Linked DNA regions of Mus musculus: region 1 is linked to region 2. Evidence: chromatin loops called from intact Hi-C (ENCODE). Cell type or tissue: heart. All regions are shown on one strand.

Region 1 (8,000 bases), 76 kb after region 2:
AAAGTGTCCTGGCCCTTCCCACAGGTGCTCTCCTTAGCTGCGCTCTGGCATGCCATCTCCAGAACCAGAGTCAATAAAGTTCCAGGAAACATGCACTGTCCTCTGCCACAAAACTCCCATTGTCTGTAGTAGGCAAGAATCATGCAGAAGACTTAGATCTCCATGGCAACAGTGCTGGTTTTAAAGGCCTGCCAGGGGAAAGTTATCCAAGGTTTCAGGACCAGGAAGAGCTGGTAACGGATCTGTGTTTATCTCATGGTTGCTGTAGATTGGGTAATGATCTGTGTTTTCCTTTTTTTTTTTTTTTTTTTTTTGCTTTGGCTGCCAGGAAGCTCTGACCAGCCTTTGGTTCCCCTCTGAACACTGCATTCACCTTAGAAAACATTCCTGCTGTATACATTATCTCTGATCTCTATGGACTGTGAGGTTTAGGGGTAATCTCAAGTTCTGCTCTGTGTGTTCCTTTTAACTCAGTTCATTATGAATTGTCAGTTGCTTTCTACCTACTTCTGGCAAACTCAAATTGTTTTGTGAAACGGAGCCCATGTTAAGCCCATAGTTTGTAAAAAAGCACAAGGTTTCCATTGTAACAAAAGTATCCCTAATTTGTTGAGGATCGCCATGAATACAGCACAGTCCTATTTACCCTTATCATTATTTAAGGCCTTTTTATTATTCCCATCTTTATAGAAAGAAATTGAATCGCACGGAACTTAGGGGATTTGCCAACAATCATTCAGAGAATCAATGATAGACGTAACCCAATGAGTTCTGAAGTATACACAACACAGCTAGTACTCAGTTTCTATCTGCATGAAGTGGAAGCATCCTGACTTCACAAGTTAAACCTAGAAATCTTTATGCCTGGGAGGGCTCTTGGGATGGTTTTGCATCTCTCAGACTCTTAGCTTAGCCTCGGCAGGAGTTAGCCATTAGCTATTAGAAACAGTACATAGTAGGCTGGGTGCCTTCCTCTGACAGCTGCGTATACTGATCTGAAACCACCTGTGCCTCTTCCCAGCTAACCCCTGGAGCTGACTCTAACTTCCAGTCCAAAGATAGGTCTGGCTGTCTCTTCTGGGTACCGCCATCTGAGATTCATCCTGTCACTGGAATCCATCACCCACAAAGGATGGGACGCTCCGGAACATTTCCCAACAGTGTCTGGCTCACTCGGCACCCACACGGAGGTTTTTTTTTTTTTTTTTTTTTTTTTTTCCCCCACATCTGTTCTGTTTCAGTGTATGCCCCTTGGTGTGTGAATGCTGTTGTTCATGATGCAATGTCTGGCTGCAGACCTGATATGGGGAAAGCCCCTCTGCAGTGCCCCCCACAGAAAGGAAAGAGCCAGGCCCAATAGCAAGGGGAGGTTTCAACTGCACTGCATTGCTGGCTGCGGCCAGGGAGGAGCATGTGGTGTGTCTGTGGAGCATCCTGGGAGCTGAATTGCCCCTCGGCTCTGTGGCAGCGGCCAAGGAACTAAAGAATCCTTTTCTCACCCAGCTGAACTCAGATTTACTAGTTCCCTCTTCGAGTTTGTTTTATCAGATGCTGTGAGCCAAGTTAGTCAAATATTACAATTCCTTTCTAAATATTTCAGCAGCCAGATGGTGGGAGTGTCGCCGTGAGAGGGCAGAACTCGCCAGGAGATAACTGTGTGAGAGGCTCATTGCTCAGGGGACCCCCACACAGATTTCTTGGTAGGCCTGCTCAGTGTCCTCGACTCCTAAACCTCATAGTCTAAGAAGACAAGCATTCAATGTGAAGCCAGAAGCGTGTGGTAAAACAAACATGTTCCCATGTCTCCAAGTTTGGGACTCAAAGCAGACACAGCAGGACATTCGGTCATATAACAGGGCAAATTTCCCAGGATGTCACTCTTTATAATGTGACTTTGTCCTGAAAATTTATCACATGCATACAAGACATTTTATTTATTCTATTAAGTTACGTTTTATAAGTTGATTTTACATTTTTTTGGTTTTGATTTTGATTGTTTTTTGTTTGTATGTGTGTGCGTGTGTGCGTGTGTGCGCGTGTGTGTGTGTGTGTGTGCGTGTGTGCGTGTGTGTGTGTGTCACTGAACTTCTGGAGGTCAGAAAACAATTTGCAGGGTCAATTCTCTCACCACGTGGATTCTGAGGGTTGAACTACAGTTTTTAGGCTTGGCACAAGCTCCTTTACCCACTAAGCCATCTTGCCTGCCCTTTAATAGATGTTTAAACTTTAGCACTGATATCTATTATATCTGTCAAGCATAGAAGGCAGGGAAAGTTGAGGCTACCTGGTGAAAACCCTGTCTGTTCTTCAGTGCTAATTGCATTTGATGTGGCGGCTCTCTCTCTCTCTCTCTCTCTCTCTCTCTCTCTCTCTCTCTCTGGCTCTATTATCCCTTTTGTGTGTGTGTTGGAATGACTGCAAAATCTCAACCTGTACTCTACGGTTGCTGAACAATAATCGCCTAAAAAGAGCGTTGCCAGGCTGGGCCAGCTGGCTGTCTCCCATTCCTGAAACTGAATGTTCTTAGACACACGCGCTCTCCTCCGCCCCTTCTGCTGCCTGCTGACTCAGTGTAGCACCAAGTCACACTCCCAAGTGCCTGAAACCGAGGCTCCTGGAAGGACTAAAAAGGGGTATACAGCAGCTCTACCAAGGCAGCCTGACATCTCTGCGCAGATTTGGGCACCAACAATTGGATGTGGGCGGTGCACTTCCAGTTTGAAGTGTACAGACCCAGGTCCCTGTCCTCGGCACACTCAGCTAACCCCTGTCTCTTTGCATTTCTCATCTGTGGAAAGGCACAATAGTTACAGGAACCACAGGGCTTGAGTTAATGCATATGGAAGCATCTACAGTGCCTGGCCATTTCCTGCTACTTCCCCACTGGTTTTCTCTCCCCTGTCCTTCTCCCTGTTTTCCTGATTTGGTTTTGCTTTAAAATGCATCTCTAAAGTACATTAGCTGGCAGACTTCAGCAGCCTGTGCCCTGCCATGCCCAGTGCCCTTCAGCATCAAATATCCACTTACGTTGTTATTGAAGTAAAAAAAAAAAAAAAAAAAAAAAGCCCCAAGTGATGTGCACAAGTCTAAAGCACACAACTTCCTGAGTTTCTATGTATGGGGAGCATGTCTAGACCTAAAGTGCCTTGAAGGTCTGCCCAGGCCAGTAGGAAGCCCAAAGGCAGTCCACTTCTGACCTCTACCACTACTTTACAGTTTAGAGAGGACAGCTTTTAGGAGAAGGCTGGGACTGGACAGGTAGTTTATCAGTGGAAACTCTGATCTTGTAGAACACTAGGACTCATTCCCAGCACCCACATAGTGGTTCAGGGACATTACATCCTTAACTCTAGTCCAGAGGATCCAGTGCCCTCTTCTGACCTCTAGGGGTTTCCTGGCACAGAGTCGTGCATAGACATACATGCCCGAAAAATACTTACATAGAAAGTAAAAGGAGTGAACATTAAAAACAAGGCTAGAGTGTCTGATGATTATAATACTAACTGGCAGCAAGAAACCCTCTCCTGGCCCTCTCTGAGGTGACGAAGGCAAAGACAGTGAGGCACACAAGCTTTTAAAGTCACACAAGTCTGCCCAACAAATGCTCTCACTTACATCCAAGGACCCCAGGCACAGAAGAGGAATACCACTGTCCCACTGGAAACTTTCCTCAGAGAGTCCCCAGACTGTGTGTGTGTCAGAGATACTTCTGGTTTTTCCTGAGGCCATTAGACAGGCTTCCTGGGTTTCTGGGCAGAACATCTACCCAACTCAGGTTCTCACACTCATGGCAGACACTCCAAGCACACAGAAGACATTGTTTCCACAGGGGAATGGATGCCTGGCATCCTACAGGAGAGCGTGTTCTTCTCCCAAGCTTGCTCCCCGTGAGCTCCTGGCTAGGTATCCGGGGGAATGGCCACAATTACCCAGTCCCGCACACCTCCAAAGGACTTTAAAGGCCATTTGTGGCCAGATGTAAATGGCTAGAGATAATGGATAGACAGACACATACACTCTCTGGCTCCTGACCTAGGCAGGCTTACAGATAAGCCTCGGGGAGTCAGGACTCAGCTCCTGGCCCGACTCTGTCACCAGGAACTGTGTGACCTTGGATAAGTCACTTTTTCCCTCAGGAATTGGCTTTCTTTCTGGGAAATGGTCCAGTATCCTCAGTCCTTGTCTGATTGTGCAGGTTCCCAGATCTCTCCTAATCGCCAGGGACCCTTCCTTAACATCCCCAACACAAGCAAGATCCGCCCTTTTGTTCTCAGGGGAGGGGTGGGGGGTGACGTGGGGGAAGGGAAGCAGAGCCCCCTTGGGGCATCAGACTAAGAGGCCTCCGTGCCAGAAGCTGATAACGGAAGAGTGCTGTCCTGGGAGGTCACCAGGGAGCCCTGAGGTGACCTGGTGTAGCCATGGTCCCTTTCCGACCCGTGGCGGGCAGGGAGCGAGTGGTTGCCGCTAGGGCTGCACGGAGCAGCTCCCAGACGTAGTCGCGGCTGGGGACTACAGTTTGGAGAGGGTCCTGGGCACTCTCACTCACCCAGCGTCTTTGACAACGCGGGAGGCCACTCTACCTCGGGACTGTCCCCAATACCCTCCGCGACAACCCCAATCGGCCACTTACTTAACCCAGGGCCCGGACGCGAGCAGAGCAGCTACCTGCAGCTGGCCGTAACCCGGCCGACTGGACTTTAGCTGGCGCCTCCGTCCCCGCTGTCCCCGTCGTCTCCGTCGTCCCCGTCGTCTCCGTCGTCCCCGTCGCCTCGAGGATCCCGGCTGGGCTGCAGACAGTGCCTGGCGTTGCTTCTGCGCGCCCGGCTAAGCTGGACTCTGCGCTCCTCGCTCGCTCCCAGCCGGGCTTAAGCGCTGCCGGGACGCGGAGGCGGAGCCGCCGCCCCCACCTGCTCCTGGCGGCCGCCCTGGAGCCTCGCCGCCCAGCGCACGGGGACGCGGTCCAGAGGGCGGGGTCGCTCTGGCACCCAGGAGGCGGTCCTGGCTGCGCGGCGGCGCAGCTCCCAGGTACAGAGTCCCGAGTGTGAGCCACGGGGACAATGGGGCCAAGGGCTGGAGTTCCCCTGCACGCCACCTCGTCTATATATTACAAACATTTCTGAGCCCTCGCTAAGCCCCAGACAGCGCGTATATGCAAGGGGACAAAAGGAGAATGGGACAGCCGGTTGTCCCGATGAGCACAAGCAGGTACTTACAATACGGAGCCAAGAGAACATCCAACGTGTACAAAGCAGAGGGACACCCAATTCAGACCTGGGCTTGAGAGGCAGGGGTGGGTGTGTGGGTGGAGAGAGCTGGGGGGCGGGAGGGGGAGGTAGAGAAGCTTGCTCTCAGAGATAGGTGAGCACAAAATATCCTGGTAACACAGGGAGGTAAGTAGCTTCCGGTGGGGCAGAAGTGGGAAGAAGGCAGTTTGAAATCTAGAGTGAAGCGAGTCTGTCCCATTTCCCTGTCCGGCTGTCCAGAGCTTGGAGAATGCTGGAGATTTATGCCTGAGGCTCCTGTGTACACTCAGCTGCTCCAAGTGCAGCAATTCAGGCTGGCATTTCCTGCCTCTCACATCTTAGGCATACTTGTGTTCTGGTTCGAAAAGGAAGGAAAGCTCAATTTGCAGAGAAGAATTATTTCCATGGCCATGTAGAAATCCCACCAGGTCTTCTACGGAGCCCCAAAGCACAAACTAGTTGCATGGCCAGTCATTTATCTTACAAGCTGGGCGGTTTCTGGAGGATATACTAATTCAGCTTTTTAAATGCTTGATTCAAAGTGATGGTGTCTGCAGAGTGGGGCTATTTGGGGCTGAAAACATCATGAAGTTGTTGTGTTCAAGAACCCAGTGTCTCATGGCACAAGTGGTCCTTCTTGCATCCTTTTTCTCTGGACATTGCAACAGGATTCAGTCTCTGGGAGCCACGTTCCAAATACCTAAGCCGCTCTCCCCATCGTCTCTATGGACAGAATCCAGAGTGATGACCAGTTAAAGACTAAAGACTATAGTGCCAGTGCCTTTCCTGATCACCGAGACTTTCTTAGCACACTAGCTGAGTTCAATTCCCAGTACTACCAAAAGAAAACAAAGCAAAGCCCCTCAAACAACAACAACAACAACCATAATAAACCTTATCAAAGTTAATATAGTAGGAATAGATGAGATAGCTTGGCTAGTAAAGGCACTTGTTACCTGGCGACCTCCATTGGATTGATAAATTGGAAGTGGGAGTTGTGTGTATCTGTGTGTCTGTCTGTCTGTCTGTCTGTCTGTCTGCCTCTGCCCTTCCATTCCCTATTCTCTTTATGCTTCAGTATCTAGTGATGCTACACCTAGATTTTAACCAAGAAACAACTAATGTGTTACCACCACTATCTACAACAGAGTAGAAGATGGAGACAGTGTGGTGTTGCTAAGCACCTGAGACAAAGCCAGCAGCTATCCAACTCTGGTCTATTTATTAGATGGAAAAAAAAAATGCTGTTTGTATAAACCACTGATATGGGGGCTTCTCTCTCTCTCTTTCTTTCTTTCTTTCTTTCTTTCTTTCTTTCTTTCTTTCTTTCTTTCCTTCTCTCTTTCTTACACTAGTATTTATTTATTTACTACCCATTTTGTTCCAAATAGGAGAGTCCTATTTGGGAAATAACAGTTTTTAGAGGTCCAATCTTACAGTTAAGTGTATTTCTAGTGGAAAAATGTAACTTGAGAAGAATAAACCTTCCCATCTCCTCCCATCGTTCACCAAACACCTGCGGTAGCTCACTTCCAGGTGTATGTTTATGATGGTTCTGCAACTTCTTGGGATCTTTAGTAGAAAGGTACCAAGGAAGCCCAGGTGGTTTGCAGCATGTCTTCGCTTCACCATGCCAAATATTTACAAACCAGCTCTTACATGATGAAAGTGCTCTGGTACTCAGAGAACAAAGATGGATTTGCAGCTCTGTCCTCTAGGAAGTAGCAGCTTAGCTGACAGGAAGGTGAGAGGGGCCCTGAGGTTCTGGGTGAAGGGTGATGCTTCCTGGATGGAGAGCTGATACAGAAGGGATGGACCTGCGGGAGGAAGTAATGATCACCTGAGCAAGCTCAGAGTTCAGCTTAGTGTTAAAAAGGAAGCTCAGAAGTTAACAGGCTTGTCCAAGTCAGGGGGTTTCTGAGAAGAAGAGCTGTATATGAAAATGAATCCACAACATTCCTTTCTGCCTCACTGCCCGGCCCAGAGCCTAATGAAGGGCATGTTCACTGGGGCAGCAGCTGGATACATCACACACGATGTCTCAGCTCAGTGGTACCCGGTGCCTTCATTTTGGTAGCTGCCATTCTATTACAATGGAAGCTCCTTTAAGAGAAACCCATCATTCTGGCAGTGATGACACACAACTTTAATCCCAGCACTTGGGTGGATCACTGTGAGTTTGAAGCCAGCCTGGTCTACAGAGTGAGTTCCGAGACAGCCAGGACTGTATAGAGAAACTGTTTCAAACAAACAAATAAACACCCAAAACAAAACAAAACAGGATAGCCAAGGCTACATAAAAAACCTTGTCTCGACGGGTGGTGGTGGTGCACGCCTTTAAGCCTAGCACTTGGGAGGCAGAGGCAGGTGGATTTCTGAGTTCGAGGCCAGTCTGGTCTACAGAGTGAGTTCCAGGACAGCCAGGACTATACAGAGAAACCCTGTCTCAAAACAAACAAACAAATAAACAAACAAAACAAACAAACAAAAACAAAACAAAAACGCAAAAAACAAAAGAACTTGTCTCAAAAACAAAAACAAACAAACGAACAATCCCATCTTCCATCTAAACCCCTTGCTTCGACTAATGGCACTAACATTCAGTGATTTTCCTAAGTCCCAAACTGGGTCTGCCCTATCATCTCACTGACTTTACCCCTGCCATCTGATCTGTCACATTCGGCCTCCCACACACTTTCTGCTCCTTGCCAACTTCTGCTGCTGTTGCTGGAGTTCATGTCTGGTCTCCTGTCATCT
Region 2 (8,000 bases):
TGCATGTAACATACATATGTACAGGTATGTAATCTGTACATGTGCATGTGCACCGTACACACATAAACCACACTATTCTACTTTGTTTTCTGCTGCTATTTGGCTTACATCTGGGTCACAATCCACCATTGAGGGGAGCCATGGCCGGAGCTCGAAGTAAGAGGCCATGAAGGAGTGAGTGCTGCTTACTGGCTTGCTTCCCATGTGTGCTCAGCCTGCTTCTCTACAGACTCCATGACGAGGACTAGAGAGACCCTGTCTCAAAATTGCTTCAATGCTTTAAAAGTACAAGTTCTCTTTAAAAACCCCACATTTCTTAGCTTAGGATCCTGTGACATGAAGAATAAGCTACACCTTATATTTAAATTATAATCAGATCAAAGCAAAATTGACATCCAGCAGTGTCAATCAAACTTGGTGTGGCATCTGGAACTCATAATTTTCTGAACTCCAAAGAGATGGGGCAACTCCGTTTCTCAGGCTCTGCCATCTTTAACACACCTAGCTTGTCACAGGCCCAGACCAACTCCATTCCGCATCAGCTACTATCGTTGGTGGCTATACACTGAGCCCAGTGTCTCCAATATGCTCCACTCTCCACTGAAACAGGTTGAATCTTCACCAATGGCCCCTCACAGTGCCAAGCCCCAGCCACTCTCCTTGACCCCTTCGATTCTGCAGCTACCCTGCTGCCTAAGTCAGCATCACACTGGAGACTCTGAGATATTGCCAGGTTTAGGATGCAGCCTCTTAGAAAAGGAGTGACTAGGAGGTAGACGTGGCACTTATTTATGCATTGAGCCATTTCTCCCATCAATGGACTACCTTTTTGAGAATGCCTTCTGTGCCCCAGCCATTGGAAGGCAGACACAAGCCTAGCTCTTCCTCTCCAGGAGGGCATGATGCAATAGGAAACACAGCCATGTTGACCAGTTATACCAGCATAAATGGTGGTGATTATGGCGGAGAGAAGCTATGTCATTCTGGAGGAAGGACCTCCCACAGAGCTCTGAAGATGGGGCACAAGTTGGCACAGTGCTGAGGGTGGAAAGAGCCTCCAGGGGACAGAGTCACCTGAGCCATGGGGAGAGAATATCACAGAGGATAGCCATGCATATGGCTGAAGGGATAGATACACAAGGCAAGAGGCCAGTGCATCTCGACTGACACTCGGTAGTCAGGATTTATTCTGATTTCGGACAGCTGGTGGCCGTGCAAGTGTTTCTGAGCAGGCTGGTGCTGTAACCATATTCTAAATCGGCCCCCATGGTGGTGGCGGTTTGGATCAGTGGAGGTGGGGGGGATGGGATGGAGGCCAGGAAGCCAGCGGGATCCCGGGCTGTCACTATCCACTGCCATGACCATTCTGCACGGCTGTGTCCTTTCCTCAGGAGCAAGGTCGCACCCTGAGGAAGACCATGCTGGAGTTGGAGAAGCAAGGCCTGGAGGCCATGGACGAGATTCTGAGCAGCCCCGAGCCCCCGGACCCCGCCGAGGTGGGGGACCTATTCTATGACTGTGTGGACACCGAGATGAAGTTCTTTAAGTGATGTAAGCACCCTCACCCTTACTCAAAACTTCCCACCCGACTAAATTACCAGCAGATAAACACTCTTCTGTGTGAGTAAACCGAGAGTTACCATGTGGCCTCCTTGTGTCTAAATGTTCCCTCTGTTCAGCTTAGCAACCCTCCCCCCTTTGCTATGTAACGCGATCCCATTTGCCTCTTGCTCCATTGTGTGATAAGCTATGGGCTTGAAGATGTTCTTATATTTCAGTGACAATGGACACCTTAGCTTCTTATGAGGAACTTGAGTTCCCTCCGCCTTGGACAGGGCTGCAGGGCCACGCTGGTGGGAAAGACAAGAGCTGTGAAGGGCCTGGTCCCTCTCTAGATAGTGGTTTCTTTAGGGTTAACAAAAGGCTTTTGTTCATACCAAAGGCTTTTGTGTGTGGATGGGGGAGAGCCCCCCAGCTTCCTGCCACAGAGCACAGGCCTGTATGTAGCTCATAGTCCCCACAATGTCCTGGGAAGGAACAGAGGACTGGTACAGTCCCAGCTCTGCTCTGGTGTATGCGATTTTTGAAAGACCTGTCTTCTGTGAGCTGTGCTCATGTGCAGTGGAGCAGACCTGCTTCCGCCTGGAGGAGAGCTGGGCATCCATGTTAGCCACAGTTCCTCATCCACAGTGCTCCCACCTGAGGACCTGGCCCTGTGTGGAAATTGATTGGGATTTGATTGTCAGCAACTTGTATGAGATTCATTAAATGGCCCTGGCATACAGCCACACACAGCTGCAAATCTCAGCCAAAGAGGGAAAGGAAAGGGTCGCTCTTGACTGCTGAGAGCATAGCTAATGTACCTGGAATCTGAGCAGCCCTGGTCTCAGCAGAGCCTGAAATTAAACTCATTTGTTTCCAGCATCCGTGTGTTTGCACAAAGGATTTGACGCCACAGGAGTGTGTGAGGAAGACAGGGCGGGCTGAGGGCAGAAGGCAGTGAGACATTTATCCACAGAACAGTCTCCCTCGTCCCACCCACTGCCTCGTTAACTAGATCCCACATCAGTGTGCTGAGTACCTGACCTCCAGGATCTCCTCCACTTTGTTCTCACACCCCACTGCCCAACAGATTCCTTTGGATGCTGTCTGGAACAGGAAAGAGGTATAGGTGCCTATCCACTGCCACTCTGCACGACTGAAGGGCCAGGCGTAAAGATGACTGACAGAAGTGTAGACTAGAGGAGAGGCTAGAGAGCATGTGCTGCGGGGCCTAATTATAGGTCCTCACTCTTGACAGGGCTGAGCAAACAGAAACTGTCCACCAGTGATCTCAAGCATGGCTTAGGGCTGGCAGGGACCTGAGCCCTCATTTCACAATGTGATTCAGGCTACAGGTTTTTTTGGGGGGACAAATCTTGTTTCTCTTCCAACCCGAGAGAGAGAGAGAGAGAGAGAGAGAGAGAGAGAGAGAGAGAGAGAGAGAGAATGTCTACTGTGAGCTCTTTCCTTGATTGGTTTGTGGGTTCCATGTATAAACAAATGGCAAAACACAAGAGATGGGACAAACTCATGACAAACTGGTATCTCTTGCTGATGGACAGAGGGACACAGGTAGAGCAGCTAAGCTGAAAGTGCCCAGCAGGTGCAAAGGGGAAAAAGAACAAGGTTTGAGGAGGAAGTAGTTGCCTGTCCCAGCCTCATCTGCTGAGCTCTTTAAGGAAGGTGGTGCAGAAAGCCGTGCTGTGCTTTCCCTGTGTGGTCTGCCCTCCACCTCTGAGGCCAGCTCATCAGATCTGACCTGCCTGAGACAACCCAGGTAATTTGGGGTTTGATCAGAGGTCTAATGGTAGCAAACGACACAGCGACCTTCTTCATTACTTTGGCCAAGGTTGAAGATGGCTGTGACGCTATTATGCAGGTGTGCACTAGAAAACCCAGTGGTTGTTTTTATTATTGACTGTAGTCCAGCATCACGGAGAAAGGCCAATCCTCTTAGGAGCATTGGACAGCTCAACCATGTTGTCATCTTACCACCAGAGGGCACAGCAGCCCTCTAAGGGTTTTCTCCTCCGGCAATGGATAAGGAGCCCAGCTATGAAAGCTTTGCTTACTGGGATGGATGGGGGCAGACAAGAGGACAGTAGGGAATCTGCCGAGGTGCCCGCACGTACTTTAGTGAGTTTAGCCAAACTAACAGCAGAAATAATACTGGATTTTGAGTAAGCAGACTTAGGAGAATATTTGTTTTAAAATTCATGTAACAGATTTCCCTTTGAAGAAACACTTCTGACATGGGTAATTTCTCAATCAGGGGTCACTTTTATGAACAGCATGCAGAAAAATAGATCTTCGGGAATGTTTAAGATCGATCAGTAAATAACTTCCCAGAAGACCACCCTATGTCTATTAAGCCTGAGGGCAGGGGATCCTGAGCACACTTTGGGCAGAAATAAGTCACGATCATGAAGGATGGACTGCCTGTCTCACCTGTCCCACAGAACCTAACCTAAGCTAGCTAGTGTTGTGGAGATGAGATTTGCAGTAAATGAAAATGGCAGCCTAGCTGGGGGCAGACACCCGAGTGTCTACGTAAGGTAGTAAAGTGGAAATAGTCTTTGCTCATTCTTGGGATGCCTGAACGCTAGCTAAGCATCTGATAAACGCTGTGGAGACTTAGCCCAACACAAGCTCCAGTGTCTGTAGGAGTCGGCCTCACAAGCTGATGAAGCAGCTGTACGCCTAGTAGAGCTCGGTGGTGACGCTCCCTTACTCTTAGATGAATCAGTAGCTGTGAAAATAACTGTCACCACAAAATTACTGTCATCGAACATTGACGCAGGTGATGCTACTCTGGAAGGACCTCAGGGCAGCCAGGTGTGCGTGTCTTGAAATTACTGACTTGAGTTCTTGTATCACAACTAATTTCAGCTGAGAGTTCAGCCTTGGGAGAAAGCACACCATGGTGGGAGAGGTGTGGCAGGCATTGCTCGAGCATCCTGGCTCTCCCATGCCTCCCGCAGCCGCGGCATTTCATTCTACATGGCGCTGAGCCCCAACTCCTGTCCTGTGGTGTGTGTCACACGTGTTTTTACTGACTGAAGCCAACCATCCTGAACTGTCATGCAGAGAATTCTTGCAGGAATCAATAAGGACGTGTCTCTAATCACGTGTGCGAACTGAAATGTCATAGCTGAAGCAGTATAACAGAAAACCTTTGTTTCCTGTGGGGGGAGGACTGAACATGTGGTCTTAACAGCCTTTTGTACAGATATCTACAAATCAAACGATGTCTCTATCCAGTGCTTGCCCTCGGAGTGTCTTTAAATGCACCAAGTGTACAATAAAAACATGGAAGTCAATACCTAGGAGCCTCTTGTTTGTGTCTCATGGACACAGTCGGCACCAGTCACAGCACACACGTATGAGGGACTGGGATTTTCCGGTTGGAATCTTTAGAAAACTCAACCACCTCTTGAGGGCCCTACACTATGCATCTCTACAAAGACAAATTCGCTGTTTAAAAATGAAGCCCAGCTGGGTGTGGTGGGGTACCCTTCTAATCCCAGTACTTGGGAGGCAGAGAAGCAGACGGATCTCTGAGTTCGAGGACAGCCTGGTCTACAATGAGAAACCCTGTCTCCAATAACAATGAAAACACCCCAAACTATAGCCATATGCCACTCTGTCAGAACAGCAGCTGTGAGAACAGCGGCCGCAGTGTGGGGTGCTGGAAACATCAGGCATTGCTGGCAGAAAGAAAGGTGGCTGTCCATTGTAAACTATGGAGACTTTCTCATAAACTGCCACGTGACCCAGGAATTCTGTCACCTGGTATGTACCAAAAGATTTGAAATCAAGGCCCAGAAAGATGCCTGTTCAGTCAGCTTCCTAGCTTATTTTATTACTTACCTATAGATGGATGGATAGATGGATGGATGGATGGATGGATACAGAATGTGGTATATCAAGGCAATGGAGTACTACTCACCCTTAAAAGAAGGCAATTCTGACACATGCTACATACAATCTGTATCAACATTGCGTTGGACAAAATGAATGTCATAAAAAGACATACACACACATATCTGTTTACATGAAATATTTAGAAGGCTCAAATACACAGCCCTTTTGCTTTCCAGAGTGTGCCCTTACTTAGCTGCAGGACCCAAGTGTTCAGAGCTTGACAGTGTGTCTTTATCACTTTACATCCTAGCTATGCATTTACCTCCTGATTTGCCTGATGGAGAAACTGAGACACACCTAAGTAATTTAATCCCCAAAACTCAATAGGTTCATATCCTGGTTTGCCTTTCGACTCTAGTCCCAGTGCCCTGCCCCTCCAAGCTCCCCTCCCCCACCATAAACTTCATCTTCCTTTTTTCCCAGGCTTCCGTGTCCACTAGAAACATAGCTGTGGAGGGGAGCGGCCCCTGCTTGACAGAGGAGGCTTTTTTAAAGGGCTTGCTGAGTTGCAGGGGAGAGACTAGGGTTTTAGGTTGGAGCTTTCCTTGGTGGTAGAGATCTTGCCTATATATATAAGGCCCTAGGGCTTATGTATAGTCAATCCCTAGGACTACAAAATAAATACTTAAAAATTAAACTTTTCTCATTTCAATACATTGGCAGAATTTAGAGGCAACATTCTTGACCCATACTATAGTAATAAAACTGGTAAGTATGTTGTTTTCTATTTTAAAAATGTGTATGGAAGGCACACACACACACACACACACACACACACACACACACACACTAGCATTTTTGGTGTTCCAAGGGCTAGAGGGATGGCACAGTGATAACTTTTAATGCTTTGGGGACAAGACTTATTTCATCAGCAGAGATGGGAGACTTGGACACAGACCTAGAGAGAAAGGAACGCTGCTTCAACCAGACTGAGCTTGGTGCCTGGGTACCCAGTGATGAGCCAAGTAAGGTAGGCAAGTGCAGGCCAGGAGACACACAGCTGCATGGTTTAGTTCTAGCCATTACAAAGACTGATGTCAAAACTGACCTTTGATGCTCTGGGAAGCCCCTTTTTGTTGGTAAAGAGAGGCAAGTAGACACAATGCTCTGGGACAGGGCAGAATAGGGCCAGAGGACTCAAGTTCAGTTCCCGACAAGGGTGTTTGGAAACTCACAACCACCTGTCACTCTAGCTCCAGGGGATCTGACACCCTCTTCTAGCCTCTATAGGCACCTGAACACATGGCCTATACATATATAATCATACACATAAATAAAAATGTAGTTTAAAAGGTGCTATTCCTGGTGTTCCAGAAAATCACTGTCCTATGTTTAAGCGTTTCTGATTTTTTAAAAATGTGCCTTAGTACTTAAAGCCTGACTGTTACACACTGTATTCCCGTACCACAGCCTCACACCATATCCCAGAAACATGTGTATTCATCACACGTCAATCAAAAAGGCTTAGATCAGTACTGGGGATCACAGATGAGTTTTCACAGGGAAACAACCACACGCATTCTCACTTATTAAAGTTTATTAGGTACAAAGGAATAAATCCACAGCAGGGAACTTCAATAAAATATAAAGAACATTGGGTGAGACATCGGGGGAGTCACAGTCTGCAATGTGAGGGTAAGCAAGGCTAGCAGGGGACCTCTCCACATGTGAGTTCATGGCCAGGGGCCTAACCCATGCGCTGCTGGTGGGTACTGAAGGTACCCACTTGGACTTGGAGGGGTAGGCTCCATGACAGGCCTTGAGCTGCTAGGCCAGATCCCTGAGACCGTTCCTCGCTTGCTATTTTTGGTTTCTGCATGTTCCTTCCTTCTGACCTTAAATAACTTTGTAAAAAATATTTATGTGTCGTGTTTGTGTGTGTGTGGTGTGTGCGTGTGTGTGCATGAACAAGGGCACATGTGTGCACATGCATGTGGAGGCCCAAAGGCCATTCACAGGAATCTTTTTTGGTCTATCTCTACTATCAGTTTCTCACTAACCCTGCAGCTTGCAGATCGCTCATTTTGTGAGGTTGGCTGGGCACTGACCTTCCCAGGATCAGCTGCCTCTACCCAACTTTACCCACTCCTCTACCAAGGATTACAGACATGCACCCCTATGCCTGGCTTTTACGTGGGTGCTGGGGATATGAGCTCAGGCCCTCATGCTTGGGCAGCAGGACGTCTCCTGACAGAGACATCTCCCCACTCGTGAATAGTTTAAATTCTTGTGCCAGCAGTGTAGAACATGGTGTCCTTCAGTGTACTGGGCAAACAGACTACTTCAAAGGCAGGGCTGCCTTCCAGATGGCCCTTGTCGTAGTTATGAAAGCTTTTTAATGATTATTACTTTGCGTGGCTGGGAGAAGAGTAGACTGGATCCTGACCTTTCTGCACACTTCCAGAACCAACGCAACAAAGTCAGCGTTGAATGGAACCTTCACCTCTGTTCATGTGGCTGTTACAGTGGCTTGAGTCCTTACCCCAGAGATGTTGGAAACTTGGCCCTGGCTCAGTTTCACCTATCTGGAAGCA

Evidence for each region. A loop is a pair of places that touch in the nucleus more often than their neighbours do. Peaks named below come from ENCODE experiments on the same cell type or tissue, not always from the same donor. Only the 100,000 strongest peaks of a DNase experiment are listed, where the experiment ranks them.
Region 1: a loop joins it to region 2, with 2.7 times the contacts of the local background. A loop is called at or near these places in 2 of 42 quality-filtered maps.

Annotation. Positions count from the first base shown.
Region 1 is chr6:54,426,526-54,434,525 of GRCm38, reverse strand. It overlaps Wipf3 (WAS/WASL interacting protein family, member 3), which reads right to left and starts at 4,840. Exons shown (of 9, transcript NM_001167860.2): 1 at 4,666-4,840. 9130019P16Rik (RIKEN cDNA 9130019P16 gene) reads left to right here and starts at 4,305. Exons shown (of 14, transcript NR_033635.1): 1 at 4,305-5,205. In heart, a CTCF peak has its summit at 4,940; DNase peaks (open chromatin) are centred at 2,585, 4,435 and 4,925; H3K4me3 peaks cover 1,793 bases; H3K27ac peaks cover 1,646 bases; H3K27me3 peaks cover 1,390 bases.
Region 2 is chr6:54,502,754-54,510,753 of GRCm38, reverse strand. It overlaps Wipf3 (WAS/WASL interacting protein family, member 3), which reads right to left. Exons shown (of 9, transcript NM_001167860.2): 9 at 6,986-8,000. It overlaps Scrn1 (secernin 1), which reads left to right. Exons shown (of 8, transcript NM_027268.2): 8 at 1,392-1,938. The coding sequence ends at 1,550. Among named protein-coding and RNA genes, the nearest start is that of Gm52863, 5.7 kb to the left of the region's middle. In heart, a CTCF peak has its summit at 3,534 (motif pointing right); DNase peaks (open chromatin) are centred at 7,693 and 7,983; H3K27ac peaks cover 672 bases.